Linked DNA regions of Homo sapiens: region 2 is linked to region 1. Evidence: chromatin loops called from intact Hi-C (ENCODE). Cell type or tissue: CD4-positive, alpha-beta T cell. All regions are shown on one strand. Each heading gives the region's core, and the rest is flanking DNA. Links, peaks and the distances in the headings are about the cores only.

Region 1 (2,915 bases), core at 103-2,602:
ATATTTATATATTTATATATATTTATATATTTTTTTTATATATACCACAATTTCTTTATCTACTTGTTGATTGATGGGCATTTGGACTAGTTCCACATTTTTGCAATTGCGAATTGTGCGGCTATAAACATGCGTGTGCAAATATCTTTTTTGTATAATGACTTATTTTCCTCTGGGTAGAAACCCACTAGCAGGATTATTAGATCAAATGGTAGTTCTACTTTTAGTTCTTTAAGGAATCTCCACACCTTTTTCCATAGTGGTTGTACTAGTTTACATTCCCACTAGCAGTGTAAAAAAATTGTTCCCTTTTGACTGCATCCCCGCCAACATCTATTATTTTTTTATATTTTTGATTATGGCCATTCTTGCAGGGGTAAGGTGGTATGGTATTGTGGTTTCAATTTGCATTTCCCTGATCATTAGTGATGTTGAGCATTTTTTCATATGTTTGTTGGCCATTTGTATATCTTCTTTTGAGAATTGTCTCTCCATGTTCTTAGCCCATTTTTGATGGGATTATTTGTTTTTTGTTTTTTGTTTTTTCTTGCTAATTTGTTTGAGTTCCTTGTAGATTCTGGACATTAGCCCTTTTTCAGATGTTTAGATTGTGAAGATTTTCTCCCACTCTGTGGGTTGTCTGTTTACTCTGCTGATTGTTTCTTTTGCTATGCAGAAGCTTTTTAGTTAATTGAGTCCCATCTATTTATCTTTGAAATTAGAGAGTTTTAGATCTAGATAGGGCTCACCTTACTCCTTCCCCCTTTCCCCTTTACAGATGAAAAGTTGAGCCCAGGGAGGTTAAACAACTTGCCTACAGGAGTAACTCATGTCGGTACCTGGCTTCAGGACCAGTAATTAGATCTCTGGATCCTCAGTATGGATCCCCAATTTTCCCCTGTTTCTTCTATTCAGCTCAGAGGGCAGTGCTAATCCCAGGTTACAGTACTTGGCACTCAGCTAAACAGTGGGGCTTAGACATCCCTGGCCCTCCTCAGATACCAGGATACCAGTTTTATGAAGAACAAACCCTGATACCAGTGTTCTCAACCTCAGCACTATTGACTTTTGGACAGAGAGGACAGAGAGAGGGAATATGGTGTGAGATGAACTGGAGGGGTGGACAGCCATATTGGGCACAGTCCTGTGGGTCACATAGATTTCTGCCTTGTCGTGGAAGTGACAGGAAGCCCTTGGCCCACTTGACTGAGAAGGATGGTGTAAAAATATTTGGTTTTGTTTGTTTGTTCTTACAGACAGAGTCTTGCTCTGTCTCCCAGACTGGAGTGCAGTGGCACAATCATAGCCCACTGCAACCTCAAACTCACATAGCTCTTTGTTGTGGGTGACTGTCACCCACATTGTAGGATGTTTAGCAGCATCTCTGTCTTGCACGTCATATGTTCGGCAGCATCCTTGCCACTAGATGCCACTGGCATCTTCTCCTTCTCTGCACATCTATAGTGGTGACATTTAAAAACATCTCCACACATTGCCAAGTGTCTCCAGAGGAGTGGGTGTGGAGGGACAAAATTGCCCCTGCTTGAGAACCAATGTCTTATATTGATGAGCTCCAGCATCACATGAGTCAAAGAAAACCAGAAAATTGAAAAGGGTAAAGCTCCTATCATTCATTTAGAATGAAATGATTACTATTTTCCTAATAATCTTGAGAAAAGTGATTTGTTCATTCACTCATTCAACAAAAATATATTGTGTATGTACTATTGCCAGGTGCTGTCATAGTCTTTAGGGAGACAGGAATGAACGGGTTGGATTCTAGAGCAGCAGTCCCCAACTTTTTTGGCACCAGGGACTAGTTTTGTGGAAACAATTTTTCCACGGAGGGTTAGGAAGAGATGGTTTTGGGATGAAACTGTTCCACCTCAGAACATCAGGCATTAGATTCTCATAAGGAGCACACAACCTATATCCCTCACATGTGCAGTTCACAATAGGGTTAGCGCTCCTATAAGAATTTAATGCTGCAGCTGATCTGACAGGAGGTGGAGCTCAGCTAGTAATGCTTGCTTGCCCACCACTCACCTCCTGCTCTGTGGCCCCATTCCTAACAGGCCACAGACTGGTACTGATCCGCTGCCTGGGGGTTGGGGACCCCTGCTCCAGAGGGTTTATAATCAAGCTCAGTGGCTGTGAAAATGAGAGACCATTTCTAGGACTTCAAGAGTCCATGGAGAAAGGGAAAAAGGAGAGAAGCCAGAGGAGACAAAGAATCAATAGTCAGAAGTGGCTAGAAAGCCAGGAGAGTACACCGTGACAGAAGTCAACCTAGGCATTGGGCGGCTGAGACAGACTTCATTGTCAGGAGCACCTGTGTCTCAATTCTGGCTTACTATTACTTGGGCAAATTACTTCTTTAACCTCAGTTTCCTTGTCTGTAGAATGGAAATCATAACAGTAGTCACTTCCTGACTGTTTTGAAGACGAAACAAAAATAAGATAATACATGTGAAGCTCTTAGCACAGAGAGAGCACAGACTGGGACCTGGTAAACATGGAACAAACCTATGGAAGCTGCTCTAGTTATCTTTCAGTTTATACTATTTTATTGCTAGGAACAAAGTTGTGCTCCAGGCAAAGGCACGTCAACAGCCACCAAAGATTGGAATAAGCCTTTGGGGCAGTTATTTTAGCTTTAGCCATCTGGCTGTCCCTTATCAATAATTTGTTGGTTGCATCTGCGGTGGGTTTTGAGGTATCATAAAGTTTACTAAGCCTGTTATTTCCTATATGCACAGAAGCAGTGAGAGGAATGTGTTGCAGTCATAATGAAAGTAGAGGTCATTTTTTAAAATTGAAAGTGAGAAAATGTATTGCAATAGGACCATTCTATATTTATTTAAAAAAGAAAAGAAAGTGAGAAAACGCAGAATGCTACATGTGCCTTTGAAGTG
Region 2 (2,915 bases), core at 94-2,593, 100 kb after region 1:
GAGGGTGCTGGCCCCAGCCTGCTGCCTGCTGGTTCTTCTCCTTCCTCCCTCCCTTCCTCACTCATTCCTCCCAGGAGCTGGAATGGGCCAGAGTTTCAATGACACTGAAGGAAAACAGTCTTCTGCAGCCCCACTCTGAGCTGGGGTGCCATGTTGCTGCGGTCTCCCTGGAGTCCACCTTCCTGCTGGCTCAGCTCACTGAATTTTGGGGGACTGGGGCATCCAGGGAGCTGTCAGGACGTCAGCAGGTTAGCTGGGCCATGGCAGGAACGCTACCATTGTTTGGGCCTAATGCCAGTGTAGAGGAAGAAAAACAGTTTTTCTTCCAACTCTCCTAAGCTCTTAGTTGGAACAGAACCCTGTAACACATTAACAGGAGAAAAACAAACAGCAGCTTATTAAAACTGTATGTTTCATACATACATGGGTCACACCCAGGGAGTCAGTAGTTCTTAAATACATGGCTTTGAATTCCAGCTTATATAGCATCTTCAACAACAAAAAATAAATTTCTAGAGAAGTGATAAGGCAAAGAAAAACAACTTTGAGTCTTCAGGGGTGGCAGCTTGTGGCAAGGGAAATAGATGGCAGATAAGGGCTGGTTAGTGAGGCTTGTTCATGTAGGTTTCTCTGTTGGCATTGCTGGCTGATAAGGGTCTAAAATTGTCTTCAGTGGTTAACCTTTGCTCTCCCTGGTAGAAGTGGGATGGGATACCGTTTGTCTTTATACATCTATATCCTGCCTTTAAGCAAATAGAGGGAGGACAGAGAGCTTCCTGTATCTGCTTCTTAACTGCCTTCAGTTCATAAATCCTTATGCCCAAGAGGCATATTTTGTGGTGGCATATTTTGGTGTCCTATCCCAGGAACAAGAGTCAATTGGGAAGTTTGTTCAGTGAGGACTCACTCTAAGAGGGGATAGCTTTAGCTTTCTAGCTAAAATAAGAATAATGCACACTTTTGCCAAATTATAAAGCAAAGACTCAAGGTTTTATTCTTGTACCTAGGACAGTCCCTGCCTCTAGAGAGTTGTCGCACTAGGGGCGGGGAGGGAAGGATGTGACCCTCTTTTGGTTAATTTTAAATTATCATTTCAGCAAATGTGTACTAAGACCCTGTCCTGGCACACTGGGAGGTGCTATAGCTATATCTGTAAATGAAGCCAACCCATCCCTGCCCTCCAGAGCACACAGCCCAGGGAAGAAGTCACAAACAAGGCAGTGTCTCATCAGTGTACACATGTTCTGAGGGGGAAAGTACAGGGGCCACGGGTCCCAGGGCACAGGGATTTCATCTTGACTAGGGAATCAGGGAAGACTACCTGGAGGAAGTAATGATGTCTGTGATGGGACCTGCAGGATGAATATAAGTTAGCTGAGTAAACAGAGAGGGATGACTATCCCCAGGCCAAGGGGAGGAGCTTGGGAGGGTTTGGAGGACAGGAGGTGAGCAAGAGGAAGGAGCGTTAGAGGAACTGAAAGGGCTTCAGAGTTGCAAGGAAGCTGATGGCAAGGGGAGCTACTGGACACAGACCTCGTCCTGGGTATGGTGCTGGGGGTGCTGGATGCTGGACCATGGAGCAGACACTGCTGTTCCCAGGTTTACAGGGGAAGCAAGTGAGGATTAAGGTAACATGGAGCCAGGATTCCAATGCCTCAAGCTGTGGATACTTTATCAGCTGCCCCACATGCTCTACCGCCACCCCCACCCCCACTGACCGCTGCTAACTTTGAGGAGGTGACTTTATTAGGGGACAGCCCAGGAGGTGTTCCTTAGCCCAAGAGGGATCCTAAGCCAGACATTTCACCCCATGTCTCTGGATACTAAGAAGCTAAAATGGTCACAGCAGTGCCCATCCTGACTGAGGACACTGCTTTCCAGATAAAGAGAGGTCTCTCAGGGCCTCCGTCTACCCCTTAGTAAAAGGTTTATTTTGCCTGTGGGAGGAGAGCATTGAGATCGCTGGCTGAAGTAAAAACTAAGGAGTTGGGTTGGGGGTGATAAACCCCTTTACCTATGGGAGGGCTTTGCCGTGGCTCACTTGGGCCGGAGGATAGGTAGGCGTGGTCGTAGGCAGCGGAGGGTGTGGGGGCCACTCATCCCTTCAGAAGCCACCACTCACGCTGGATTACTGACCAGGGTTTTGGCGCGTAACTCATTCCATCCTCCAAGGTACTGTTGTGCTTTCAGTCTCCAGGTCACCCGCAGGGTAGGTGACCAGAGCCAGAGAAGCGGTTTATTCCCGGGGCTCCGCACTGCACCCACGCGCCCGCGCCTGTGTTTGACTGCACGAGGATTCTCCGGAGGTGTCCCTTCCTGCCAGCCAGGCCTCACCCCTGGGTACGCATAGGTCAGAGGCCCACGATGAGAGTGAGAGAGAACGTGCCGCTCTCTCCAAAGCAGCCACTTTTCTGCAACAGTGGGAGTTGCTGAGGGAGGAGGAAGAGGATAGTGAAACTTTTTTTTAAAAGGCCGACTCCTCAGAGGCTGGCCTTTGCCCCATCTTTCAAGTCCCCGAAGTCTCCAGGCTGTTTCCCTGATGTTTGCAGGGCCCTCCCGAGCACACACTCAGCAGCACGCTCGACTTCTCCCACACAAAGGCCCTGGCCTCCCACAGGCCTCCCTCCATTGTGTCTGCCTGGGGGAGGGCCCTTCTCCTTCAGGATACTGTAGCTTCTCTGCGTGACAAGCCAGCATTCACGGCTTTCAGGTGCCAGCCTGGAGAGGGACACCCACCACGGGCTTGGTGTGCTGGGGTCACAATGGCCTTATTATGGCGGTCGCTCCGGTGGGGCCTGGCCAGGGAGCCTGGGAGATCAAAAGCCTGGGAACCAAGTCCCCAACAAAGGACCCGAGGACGGCCTTATCCAGGCTTTGCATCTCTCTGGGGGTTTGAAAGGAGCTGCTCTTGCTGG

What was found. Peaks named below come from ENCODE experiments on the same cell type or tissue, not always from the same donor. Only the 100,000 strongest peaks of a DNase experiment are listed, where the experiment ranks them.
Region 2: a loop joins it to region 1, with 1.8 times the contacts of the local background. A loop is called at or near these places in 6 of 110 quality-filtered maps.

Annotation. Positions count from the first base shown.
Region 1 is chr11:36,351,755-36,354,669 of GRCh38, forward strand. The region is part of intron 1 of PRR5L (proline rich 5 like); the gene reads left to right. Among named protein-coding and RNA genes, the nearest start is that of PRR5L, 57 kb to the left of the region's middle. In CD4-positive, alpha-beta T cell, for the core only: no CTCF peak of the experiment used is centred there; a DNase peak (open chromatin) is centred at 1,357.
Region 2 is chr11:36,452,479-36,455,393 of GRCh38, forward strand. All of the region lies in intron 8 of PRR5L (proline rich 5 like), which reads left to right. Among named protein-coding and RNA genes, the nearest start is that of TRAF6, 56 kb to the right of the region's middle. RefSeq lists an enhancer at 2,773-2,915. In CD4-positive, alpha-beta T cell, for the core only: no CTCF peak of the experiment used is centred there; a DNase peak (open chromatin) is centred at 1,433.